Regions from separate parts of the Homo sapiens genome. Here all the other regions are linked to region 1. A link is a contact called in ENCODE Hi-C or POLR2A ChIA-PET data. All regions are on one chromosome and are shown on one strand. The core of a region is the stretch at or near the end of the contact, and the rest is flanking DNA. Distances in the headings are between cores, read along the strand shown. Region 1 holds the start of GAB3 (GRB2 associated binding protein 3). Region 2 holds the start of TAFAZZIN (tafazzin, phospholipid-lysophospholipid transacylase). Region 3 holds the start of BRCC3 (BRCA1/BRCA2-containing complex subunit 3). Region 4 holds the start of LAGE3 (L antigen family member 3).

Region 1 (2,852 bases), core at 157-2,656:
TGGGGCTCTCAGGGACTGGCAACAGTTGATATGGCCACAGCCACTGCTAAGTGCTCAAGCTGCCCACAGGCAGAGACAAACAATGAACCCTTAATAACAGCATTCCCTGGGGGGACCAGACAGCCACCTGGACTGCCATCTGGAAGGGGCAGCAATTTTTTCTCACTTGAACAGGTACTAATTTTGTACATGGATTCGCTTTTTTAAAATTCACATTTCTGCTGGCACTCCTGCCCATTGACTTACTGAACCCATTATTCACACTGACATTATCTCACACAAGAAAATCATTATAAGCCAGTGTGCGCATGCTGATGGACTCCACTGGTGTTACCATGTTAGCTCATCACCCTGAAGCATCTGGCCTGATAGGATGGGAGGTTGGTCATTCTGTTGAAGATGCTAGCAAACGTCACATAGATGATACCCACAAAAAGCAGAGGGTGGTGCTTAAGTGGATGGGCTCTTGACACAGCTCTGGCTGCCTATGGATGATTTTCTCGTGTGGCTCTCGACAAGTGACACTGTCATCCTGTTTTTCATTTTAGTAACCTGCAAAATTGAGATAATAATAAGAGCCCTTTGACAGGGTGTTGTGTGGATTCAATGAGATAACGCCTGGAAAGTGCTTAGCACAATCGCTGGCATGGTGTTAGCTTGGCAGTAAGGAAGGTCACAAGTGTTAGGTGCTCATGATTGTTATTTTTACTTAGCGTGGTCAGCACACTAGTTGGCACAATCGACTTTAGATCCATCTTTTAAAACCTTCGAGTCAAAGAGATTGCAAACAGCACTACCTTTTGAGTTTGGGTCATTTGGGTTCATTAAGACATTTAGACCGTTTAGCCGGCAAAGCTTATCACTGAATACAACGATCTTTGGGGGAGGGACATAGAAAACACACTACTGTGCAAGCAATCAAGTGGAATAGGGAAGTCCAAGAGGAGTCTTGCTTTTGTTTCTCCGTGAACTATGCACATGGCAGATGCAGGTGGTACTTGGGTTTCAGCTCCAGGGTCCCTGAGACCCAGGGACCAGCCCGTTTGGCGTGGCGGATTGGGGATGGGGCATGAGGGCAACAGGTTCCAGGCTGTGCTCCCATTAGGTCGCAGGGCTCCTTCCGAGCGCTTTCTCGTGACCCTGGGTGAGAGTGGCAGGCGCCCTGCTGCGTAGGCTCCCCCCCCCACACCCCCCCCCCGGGCACAGCCGCTGGCGGAGCTGCAGTTGCTCGAAGGGGCTTCCCAGGCTTCGCTGCTTGCTTTTCCCGCCGTCTTGGGTTGCGGGCGGCGTCGGTTCCCTCCCCGGGGGCCGCGGCGGCCGGAGGCGGGGGTCGCAGCGGCCGCTCGGGGCGGCGCTGGGCGGGCGGGCGCTGGGCCCGCCCCGCCGGCATCCTTGGCCCGACTTCCTTCTGCCGCGGGCGGCTGGCCCAGCTGGAGGAAGCGGCGGCGGCGGCCACGATGAGTGCGGGCGACGCAGTGTGCACCGGCTGGCTCGTTAAGTCGCCCCCCGAGAGGAAGCTACAGCGCTACGTGAGTAGGGGCGCCGCCACCCGCCCGGCCTTCGCGTCCCGGGGCACCCGCCCGCGGGGCGGCCGCGGGGAGCCGCTGGGCTCCGGGCGCGCCAGGCGCAGCCGCTCCCAGCGCCCGGGACTGCGGGCGAGGCCGACGGACGGAAACCGAAATCGCACGTCGAGCCAGCTTCGCCGCTGTGCTAGGCAGCGGGCCGGAGACCAGGTGGCGCCTGCCCGCGGGGCTCAGGGACTCCAGACCGCCGCTGACTCTAGCGGAGGGAGGCGGGTTGGGGCTGAAACCTCAGGCGCCACTCTCCGTACAGGAGCGGCCAGGGAGACATCTCGAAAGCGTGCCCCTTTCTTTGGCTGGGGGTGGCTCTGAGACCCATCGCCCCGCGAAGGAGACGCGGCAGGGGATAGGGAGACTGACAGCCAGAGGGGAATTGCCTGCATTCCCCCTGGACCGTAAGGAGTAAGGAGTGCTGCTCTTGTAGCTGTCATCGGACACTGCTGTCTGGAACCCTACACAGTGTAACTCGTTTCTCATCGTGTAACTCCTTTCAGCTTCTTCTTAATGCTGACACCGCGCTTTTATAGTGCCAGCTGGACAACTGACTTTTACTAATATGAAATTAGGAATACTTGGAAGAGCGAATCTTCCTACCTATTCCATTACCGTTTTAAGATGTACTATCGACACCTCAAACGTTCATTATCTCCATCAGCGTCCTCACGATAAGGTCTTAAAAACATTCTGCTTAAAGACCTGATTGCTACTCAGTGTTTTTCAGCCATTAGGAAGAACCACTTCAGTCCCCAGGGAGTTGCATATAAATAGCTATTAGGACTTCTTGCTTTTTTTAGGCTGGGAGTAGCTGGATGGATTCATCTTGTTCTTAATTCCTAATTTCTCTGCAACTTCACTGCACGGTGGTAGGAACAAACTCGCGCATGTCTGCGCTCATCCAAAGCAGCCCACCCCAAATGTGGTTCAGCCTTGTGCTCTTGTCTATACAGTGCTCTCAAACTGCTGTCCTCTTCTGGCCAAATTTCACAACTGTTTTTGTTCCCACATAGATGAGGCACATATTGTGTGGAAGTTCAAGAGGTGGGATTATAAAAAGACTTTAATAATGTATGAATACTTCCAGAATGTGTGGCAGGAGATTTTCCTGAACATAGAGTTGCTCAAGCCCTCTTTCCCCATTCACATCGGGCTAGACAGTGTGTGTTTCTCTCTTAGGGGTCTTTGAAAAGATTTTTGTTGTTTGTTCTGCAGAACAGAACTTTAGAGGAAGGTTGTTCTATTTAGCACGTGAATATCAGGAGTGCATAAATACTG
Region 2 (2,852 bases), core at 111-2,610, 340 kb after region 1:
CCAAGTCCTCCTTCCTGGCCTCCCAGGATCCACCTGTGACATCTATAGGCCTTTCTCCACCCAGCAGCCAGGGTGAGCTCTGAAGGGCTCCAGTGTGGCTAGGTGGCTCCCCATGAACTCTAGGACAGTTAAGCTCTCTGTTCAGGAGTGGAAGCCCCAGGCACCCCTCCACCCGGCCATCTGGTTACCAGAGCCAAGCAACTTCCTGTGAAGTCAGCAGAGCAGGAACCTCTAGGTGTGGCAACCAGGCTCCCAAATAGGGCTGAACGGTACACGCCCAGCCAGGGGCAAACCTGAAGCCAGGACACTGGGCTTCCAGTCCCTGGCCCAGAACTTCCTCACAGGATATCCTATGTCCAACCCCCAAATTTTTCCCAAGACTGTGGGGCCCTGGATGGTTTAGAGAACAGAGGGTTCTGGAGGCCTGACGTTAAAGGAGCTGTAAGATATGCCCTGTGGCCGTTCCTTGGTCCTGCTCCATGCCCAAGGCCCTCTCCAAATCATGCTCCCTCAGGGATGCTGCAGGAGCCACAAATCCAAGTCTCAGCCCTGGGGCAGAACGCCCGGAAACCGGAGTGCCAGGGCTCCATGAAAAGGCAGCGAGAAGGGGTTTGTTCTGACGAGGCTGGGCCCGTCCCGAATCCTCGCCTTTCCTCCCCCTGCCCAGCACACTGGCCCGGGTACCCCAGAGATGAGGGTCGTCCATGCAGGACTGGTGATTGGACACGGTGATGAGGGGCGTGGCCGGGCCTCGCTTCTCGATGAGCTCGTACAGCACCTCCCTGTTGTGCACGGTCAGGTGGTTCATGTACTCTGGCGGGGAAGGAGAAGTCAGGCGCTCCGGGCTCGCCCGCTAGGTCGGGGCCGCGGCGTCCCCCACCCTAAGTCCCACCTCCGGCCGGGCATGGGTACCCGGGCGGGCCTGCCTCGGCCTGGGCCCACTCACTGGTCCAGAAGCAGCTGTAGGTGCCCACCAAGCCCATGACGACGCTGCTGGCCAGGGTCCAGGTGAGCGGCGGCACCGCGGGGAACGGCCACTTCACGTGCAGAGGCATCCCCACCCGGCCCGCGGCCGGCGCTCCCAGCGCCCCGGGCCGGCCTGTGGGGCGCCTCTAGGTCTGCGACCTCGACCGCTCGAGACACTGGCCCCTGACTGGCCCGCGCACGGACGGACGGGGGCGCGGCGCAACAGGGGACTGGACCGAGGTCCCTTCGCAGGTCAGGCCGGAGCAGCGCCCGGCCCCGCTCTCTCGTCACTGGGGAGCGGTCGCCGGGGTCACAGGCCGTGGGCGCGCTGCGGAACGGGAGGAAACGGGAAGGCGGGCGCTGGCACCCCGGCCCGGTGCAACCGCCGGAAAGCGAACCTGCGCCGGTGCCCAGCCCGACCGACTGTCGCAAAGCGCGCACGGGCCGCTTGACGGCAGCGAGGCCAGCCCCGGGGCGGCGGGAAGTGGCCGTCACCCCGTGGGGCTCCCGCTTCCTGGCAGCCTCCTGCGCTCGCCTTTTGTCTCTCTAGTGTTTCTGTTTTTTGTTTGACACAGGGTCCAGCCAGACCCAGGCTGGAGTGCAGTGATGGGATCATGGCTCACTGCAGCCTCGATCTCCCAGACTCAAGCGATTCTCCTGCCTCAGCCTCCCGAGTAGCTGGGACCACAGGCGCCCGCCATCACACTCTGATCCACCCGCCTCGGCCTCCCAAAGTGTTGGGATGACAGCCGTGAGCCACCCCGCCCAGCCACATATACAATTTGACATAGTTACAGTACTACATGATACTATGTGTATGTAGCAATGTATAATCTACTGTATGGCAAAATATACAATATATACAGCAATATATACAAACATATTGTGTATCATATGTAATACAAGAAACAGTATTTTATACCATCTGATACAGTCACAATGTCAGCTACTACCTCTAGTTCTGAAACATATTCATGACCCGGAAAGAAAGCCCCCTATGCATTAAGCAGCCAGTTTTTTATTTTTATTTTATATTTATTTATTTATTATTATTTTTTTAGGAGTCTCGCTCTGTCGCCAGACTGGAGTGCAGTGGCACAATCTCGGCTCACTGCAACCTCCGCCTCCCGGGTTCAAGCTATTCTCCTGCCTCAGCCTCCTGAGTAGCTGGGACTACAGGCGCAGGTCGCCACGCCCGGCTAATTTTTTTTTTTTTTTGTATTTTAGTAGAGATGGGGTTTCACCATGTTGCCCAGGTTGGTCTCGAACTCCTGAGCTCAGGCAGTCCACCCACCTCAGCCTCCCAAAGTGCTAGGATTACAGGCATGGGCCACCGCACCCGGCAGTTTTTTATTTTTATTTTTATTTATTTTTATTTTTGAGACAGAGTCTTGCTCTGTTGCCCAGGCTGGAGTGCAGTGACGAGATCTCAGCTCATTGCAACCTCTGCCTCCCAGGTTCAAGCGATTCTTCTGTCTCAGCCTCCTGAGTAGCTGGGATTACAGGCGCAAGCCACCACACCTGGCTAATTTTTGTATTTTTAGTAGAGGCTGGGTTTCTTCATGTTGGTCAAGCTGGTCTCGAACTCCCGGCCTCAGGTGATCTGTCTGCCTCTCCTCCCAAAGTGTGAGTCATCCTACCTGGCCTGTTTTTTATTTTTAAACCATAATTTATTGATTTTTTTTTTTGAGATGGAGTCTCGCACTGTCGCCCGGGCTGGAGTGCGAGTGCAGTGGTGTGATCTCGGCTCACTGCAAGCTCCGCCTTCCAGGCTCAAGCAATTCTCCTGCCTCAGCCTCCTGAGTAGCTGGGATTACAGGCGCCCACCACCACGCCGGGCTAATTTTTTGTATTTTTAGTAGAAACGGGTTTCATTATGTTGGCCA
Region 3 (2,852 bases), core at 182-2,681, 320 kb before region 1:
TATATGCTCTCTGTCACTAAGAAAATTACTGATATCTCACTGGCATTTAAGGGGAGACAGAACATGAAATACACTGAGCAAGGCCAGGTGTGGTGGCTCACGCCTGAAATTCCAGCACTTGGGGAGGTCGAGGTGGGCAGACTGCTTGAGCCAGGAGTTCGAGACCAGCCTGGCCAACATGGTGAAACCCCGTCTGTACAAAAAAAAAAGACAGCCGGGTGTGGTGGCGGGCACCTGTAATCTCAGCTATTCGGGAGTCTGAAGTATGAGAATCGCTTGAACCTGGGAGGCGGAGGTTGCAGTGAGCAGAGATCGCGCCACTGCACTCCAGCCTGGGCGACAGAGTGAGGCTCTGTCTCACCCCTAAAACGCAACAATTATGATAATGCTTATTAAGATGTTTATCCCATATCTCAACTGAATAGGAGGTAAGGCAGAAACCAAAGTTCAAGGTTGTATCATTAAGGGAGCCCCGGAGTGATAATGGTAATTAATTTAAGACACGATCCGGACACAATACTGCCAAAGTCGCCATAATTTTAGGTTAACAATGACTTAGAGATTATAAGATATGAGTAAACAAATACAGTCTTACCTTGTATCATCGTTCAACTAGAGTGGGAAAAAGCAAAAAACATTATTGATCACATTACGTTTGTTTGACATATATGGATGCAGATTATATGACAATTAGGTCATGTGTTCACGCACATGGTATGAAAGACTGGAGAATTACTTTAGACTGTAAACAGCTAAACTGTATTTCCTCATCCTCTTCGGCCCCTCCTCAACACAATGCAGCGGAAACTTTTGCTTCCTTCAAGCCCCGCACCTTCTGTTAGGCTCTTCGATACCCTTCAAATGCTTTGGTTGATATCTCTGCTCCCTAGACAGAAGACTCGAGGCGAGGCAAGGGGCTCTAACTGTGGTCAGCTGCTGCGTCGTAATACCCGGACATCCTCATTATACTCCAGTGTCTTTCTGACCTGCCTTGCAGTTTTGGTCAACCGGGCGAAAAGCGCAGATCTAAAGAGAAGCCCCAGGCTACAGGAGAAAGGGCAAGGCTCCCGGGGCCTGTACAGACCGCCGGGGGCTCGCAGGAGACTAAACAAGTGTCAGGCGGCCAGAAGAAACGGGGCTCCCCGCGACAGAGCTATGTAAAGGGTGTCCAAGGACCTAAATCGAGGATGCCTGTGGCCTCCGCAGCCCTGGGAGCTGCCGGCACCCACCCCGGGGACACACTGGGACTGCTCAGCAGGGTTCCATCCAGGCTAACAGACCTACTCACCTCCCCTATGCACAGCCCCATTACTTCCTCCTTCTCTGTGCTCAGAGCGTGGTTGAGACAAACGAGGAAAGCGTCAGACTCGAGATGAACCGCCTGCACCGCCTGCACCACCTGCACCGCCATCTTGGCCCGACCCTTCTCACGTCCGCCTCGGGCCCACTTGGTCCTGACCAACCGGGTGCTGCGGCGCAGCCTCCCCAGCGCCCAGCGCTGTGCGCTCCGCCCAGGCCTGGCCTTCGGCGCGCGGGTTCCTAGGGGGCGGGGCTTAGGGAGCGGGCGGGGCTGTGGGGGCGGGGCTGTGGGGGCGAGGAGGGGGCAGCGGGCGCGCGGCTGGCGCGCGGGGGCGGGCCTTGGGGCACGGGGGCGGGGCCCGCCCAGCAGCACCTGGGAAACGCCCGCGCGGTTTGGGGCAGGCGTGGCCGTCGGGGCGGAGGGCGGTGGCCGGCCGCGGTCCGGGCGTCAGGCCGGGCGGCGGGGGCGGCAGGGAGGCGGCGCTCTGGGGCCGCAGGCGGACGTACTCTGTGAGCGGCGCCCGGGCGCCTGGGCAGGCGCCTCCCGAGTACCGGCGCCCATTTTGCCCGCCCGCTAAGGAGACCCGTGCGCGGCCTACACGCTTGGGGGACAGCCCTTTAAGACGACATCTCCGCGAACGCCGGCCTCTTGAGCCAGGGGGACGCTCTTTTGAAAGTCAGTCCCAAAACAGTTAAGGTTTTATTTTATTTTGTTTTATTTCCAAGTCACAGCCCCCGAATCTCGTACAACTCTCCCTGGACCACTTCCGGTTGCCGGCCCGCGCCTCATAACTTCGGTTCGAGTGACCTCGGCCCGGGATGCCCCTCGGCTCACCCCGGGCTCACGTCGCGATCCTGGCTTGAGTGGCCCAGGGTGGGAGACCTGGAAGTTTTAGCCTAGCTGTTCTCAAGGCGGATTAATTAGCCCAAGAAACATTATATTCATGTGAGTAACCTTTTGCAGAAACAGTGTTATACTGTATCTGAAAAAGTATCACTCTTAAGCTTGGCTGCTGCTACTTTCTACAAAGGCTTTTAGGTAGCTATTTGTTGGATACAGGGAAGGGGAAATGGAGAACTTCAGTTTTTATTCAAGTTCGGATGTATCACATTAGGTATCCAGAATGCAAGTTTCCTCGGGTCTCCTTGTCTCGATGATATCAGACAGTAAAAATATATGTAAAAGTAATTTTTATTTCGAGGTATGTCAAACGTGCCAAGGATAAAAGTACAGATCTTCCAACTCACAAGTCTAGGAATCACACGTGGATTTTGAAAGCGATTCTAAATCAAAGCACAATATATGCCGTGCCGCCTCCACAGCCCGTCCGTGTTCGTGTCTTTGATTTGGTTTTCTACTTTGTGTAGTTTTGAAGCCAGGCAGGTATGGCAGTACTGGAAAGGGAACATTCCCAAGGTGCTACTTGAAGTGTTGATGCTTTGCTCTTTTCTCCCAAGTCAGTTCCAACCCAAGTCTCCCCACACATAGGGTCCCCATCCAGTGCAACGATCTGTAATGTGCACGCCAGCAGCCTCCGTTTTTACCTAACGAT
Region 4 (2,852 bases), core at 154-2,653, 270 kb after region 1:
ATTTTTATTATTTTTCTTTTTGAGACAGTCTCCCTCTGTCGCCCAGGCTGGAGTGCAGTGGCGTGATGTCGGCTCACCACAACCTCCACCTCCCGGGTTCAAGTGATTCTTCTGTCCCAGCCTCCCGAATAGCTGGGACTACAGGCGCACACCACGACACGCAGCTAATTTTTGTTATTTTTAGTAGGGCCGGGGGTTTCACCATGTTGGCCAGGATGGTGTTGAACTCCTGACTTCAAGTGATCCACCCGCCTCGGCCTCCCAAAGTACTGGGATTATAGGCGTGAGCCACCGTGCCCGGACTGATGTCACTTTAAATACTTTTTTTTTTATTGTAAATGTCATAAAAGACCACTTCGGAAAAATTGGAGGGAAAACACAAAAAGGAAATTAAAGTCACCCACCATACTATTAGCAGAGATCATGAGGATTTACCTGACGCTGTATTGTTCTAGGATTTCTCTACATATGTACAGTAAGAGACTAAGTTGGCATTTTCTTTTATTTTTTGAGGCGGGGTCTGGCTCTATCAACCAGGCTGGAGTGCGGTGGGGCGATCACGGCTAACTGCAGCCTCTGCCTCCCGGGCTCAGGCTGTCCTCCCATCTCAGCCTCCCTAGTAGCTGGGACCACAGGTGTGCACCATCACACCCAGCTAATTTTTGTATTTTTTGTAGAGGCAGGGTTTCACTATGTTGCCCAGGCTGGTGTCGAACTCCCGGGCTCAAGCAATCAACCCTCCTCAGCCTCCAAGAAGCTATGACTACAGGCACGCTCCACCACTCCCAGCTAACTTTTAAAATTTATTTTTGTATTTTTTGTAGAGACGGGGTCTCACTATGTTGCCTGTGTTTGTCTTGAACTCCTGGGCTCAAGTGATCCTCCTCCCTTGGCCTTCCAAAGTGCTGGGATTCCAAGCGGGGGCCACTTTGCCTGGCCTAAACTGGCATTTTCATACTCATAGTTGTGCAGTCTGATTTTTCACGTTATATTAGACCTAGACCCACCGCCAGTACTTTCATTCAAGGCCCTGTCATTTTTCGCCTCCGTGCAGGCCTCCTGCTGACAGGCTCCCCCGCTCTGCACAGCCCACCCGCTCTAAAATGCTTCCTCTAAAATGCACATCCGATGCTTCACAGTCCATGGTGAAGCCCCGTTGGTTGGGCACTGGGGTTGAGGGCAAGAGCAGTATCCTTGGGGGTTACCCGACCCGGCCACCCTCCCTCTGCGAATCGCAACATGGACGTTGTGCCACATCTCCTGGGGCTCTTGGGTCCAGGTAAGAAACGGGGCGGGAAGCCGTCCAGGCACCGCAGGGCCTCACTGGGGCCTCCAGGGACAAGGGGGAAGGCCCCGCCAGCGCAGGCGCGCTAAGGTCACAAGGCGCGCTTAGGGGCGGAGCCTCGCGGGGTGCGCCTCTGGGATAGGCGACCACGGTGTCTTCAAAAGCCCCGTCAGGGTTGGCTTCCTGGGGCCGGACCGACTGTGGGTCAGTTTGCACCAGCGCTCTGGAATCGAGTTACGCGCGAAAGGGCAGAGTTTCTGGAGGAAACCGCAGCCTCTCAACCGCTGACCGGGTCTCAGAAGGCCCCCGGCAGGGCCGCTTGGCGGGAACTGACCACGCGCCAGTCAGGCTCTCCAGGGACCTGCGCAGGCGCGTGTGGGCGGAGTCGTGCGCAGGGGGCGGGGCTTCGGGAAGGAGCCACAGAGAGGGCGGGGCGTAGGACCTGCGCTTCGGGGGTGGAGTCGGAGCGGCGCGGCGGCGGTCATGCGGGACGCGGATGCAGACGCAGGCGGAGGCGCTGACGGCGGGGATGGCCGGGGTGGCCACAGCTGCCGCGGGGGCGTGGACACAGCCGCAGCTCCGGCCGGTGGAGCTCCCCCAGCGCACGCGCCAGGTCCGGGCAGAGACGCCGCGTCTGCGGCCAGGGGGTCACGAATGCGGCCGCACATATTGTATCCTTTCCGAGCTGGGGGCTGCTTGCGGCGGAGCGAGGGCTGGACTCGGGGAGAAGGAAAGGAGGGCGGGCGGGGGGCCGACGGAAAGGGTAGCAGGGGGGGACCGGGGCTGGCGTATACGGTCAGAGGTGGTCGGAGGAGGGGAAGACATTGAAATGGAGGGAGAAGCTCTGCTAACGGTGGCCTGGGCGAGGTAAGGAGTGAAGGGGGTGACACTAGGCAGGGTGACCTGAGAGGGGGCTTCAGAGGAGCAAGAAGGCCTGAGACATAGGCAAGATCGTATCAGATGGCACCTTAACCGAATGACCCCCAGCACCCTCAGCGTGCCTTTCCCGACCCCCTTGGAGGCGGAAATCGCCCATGGGTCCCTGGCACCAGATGCCGAGCCCCACCAAAGGGTGGTTGGGAAGGATCTCACAGTGAGTGGCAGGATCCTGGTCGTGTAAGTTCTGAAAGGGACGGGGTTGGGGGAGGCGGCCCATGGAGACATGGGGGACATCCAAGGATGAGCCCTAAGGAGCGCCAGGTGCGCTGGGCCGGTCTCTGCCTGAGGGGCTGTGTAATGGCAGGGCTCCCAAGGGTTTGCTATATTGGGTGCCTGAGGGGCAGAGCGAGGGACCAGGAGTTGCCACCTCCAATTTGATTTTCTTTTCCCCTCACTTTTAGCCGCTGGAAAGCTGAAGACTGTCGCCTGCTCCGAATTTCCGTCATCAACTTTCTTGACCAGCTTTCCCTGGTGGTGCGGACCATGCAGCGCTTTGGGCCCCCCGTTTCCCGCTAAGCCTGGCCTGGGCAAATGGAGCGAGGTCCCACTTTGCGTCTCCTTGTAGGCAGTGCGTCCATCCTTCCCTAGGGCAGGAATTCCCACAGTTGCTACTTTCCTGGGAGGGCCT

The links. Hi-C counts contacts between places; a loop is a spot of excess contacts on that map. ChIA-PET counts read pairs that join two places held with the same protein, here RNA polymerase II (POLR2A). Pooled maps may share reads with other maps.
Region 2: a pooled map shows a loop between it and region 1 (4-fold over the local background). The contact joins the promoter of TAFAZZIN here to the promoter of GAB3 in region 1. A Hi-C loop is called at or near these places in 1 of 37 single-sample maps with no recorded cell type and 7 of 50 pooled maps. POLR2A ChIA-PET finds 5 or more read pairs at or near these places in 3 of 52 experiments (H1, activated B cell and activated CD4-positive, alpha-beta T cell).
Region 3: a loop to region 1 is called in a pooled map, with 3 times the contacts of the local background. The contact joins the promoter of BRCC3 here to the promoter of GAB3 in region 1. A Hi-C loop is called at or near these places in 1 of 168 maps with a recorded cell type or tissue (K562), 6 of 37 single-sample maps with no recorded cell type and 11 of 50 pooled maps.
Region 4: a pooled map shows a loop between it and region 1 (2.8-fold over the local background). The contact joins the promoter of LAGE3 here to the promoter of GAB3 in region 1. A Hi-C loop is called at or near these places in 6 of 37 single-sample maps with no recorded cell type and 6 of 50 pooled maps.

The regions. Positions count from the first base shown.
Region 1 is chrX:154,749,631-154,752,482 of GRCh38, reverse strand. It overlaps GAB3 (GRB2 associated binding protein 3), which reads left to right and starts at 1,406. Exons shown (of 10, transcript NM_001081573.3): 1 at 1,406-1,529. The coding sequence starts at 1,458. RefSeq lists silencers at 1,451-1,530, 1,701-1,760.
Region 2 is chrX:154,410,047-154,412,898 of GRCh38, reverse strand. It overlaps TAFAZZIN (tafazzin, phospholipid-lysophospholipid transacylase), which reads right to left and starts at 1,360. Exons shown (of 11, transcript NM_000116.5): 1 at 947-1,360; 2 at 685-813. The coding sequence starts at 1,055. It also overlaps a transcript of DNASE1L1 not described here. RefSeq lists a silencer at 834-1,373.
Region 3 is chrX:155,070,087-155,072,938 of GRCh38, reverse strand. BRCC3 (BRCA1/BRCA2-containing complex subunit 3) reads right to left here and starts at 1,431. Exons shown (of 11, transcript NM_001018055.3): 1 at 1,289-1,431; 2 at 596-612. The coding sequence starts at 1,411. CMC4 (C-X9-C motif containing 4) reads left to right here and starts at 1,803. Exons shown (of 3, transcript NM_001018024.3): 1 at 1,803-2,245. MTCP1 (mature T cell proliferation 1) reads left to right here and starts at 1,803. Exons shown (of 5, transcript NM_001018025.4): 1 at 1,803-2,245. RefSeq lists enhancers at 448-1,169, 1,126-1,175, 1,186-1,405, 1,170-1,891, 1,876-2,175 and a silencer at 1,516-1,835.
Region 4 is chrX:154,477,832-154,480,683 of GRCh38, reverse strand. It overlaps LAGE3 (L antigen family member 3), which reads left to right and starts at 1,403. Exons shown (of 3, transcript NM_006014.5): 1 at 1,403-1,956; 2 at 2,273-2,401; 3 at 2,626-2,852. The coding sequence starts at 1,769. The coding sequence ends at 2,740. RefSeq lists an enhancer at 1,029-1,528 and a silencer at 1,790-2,009.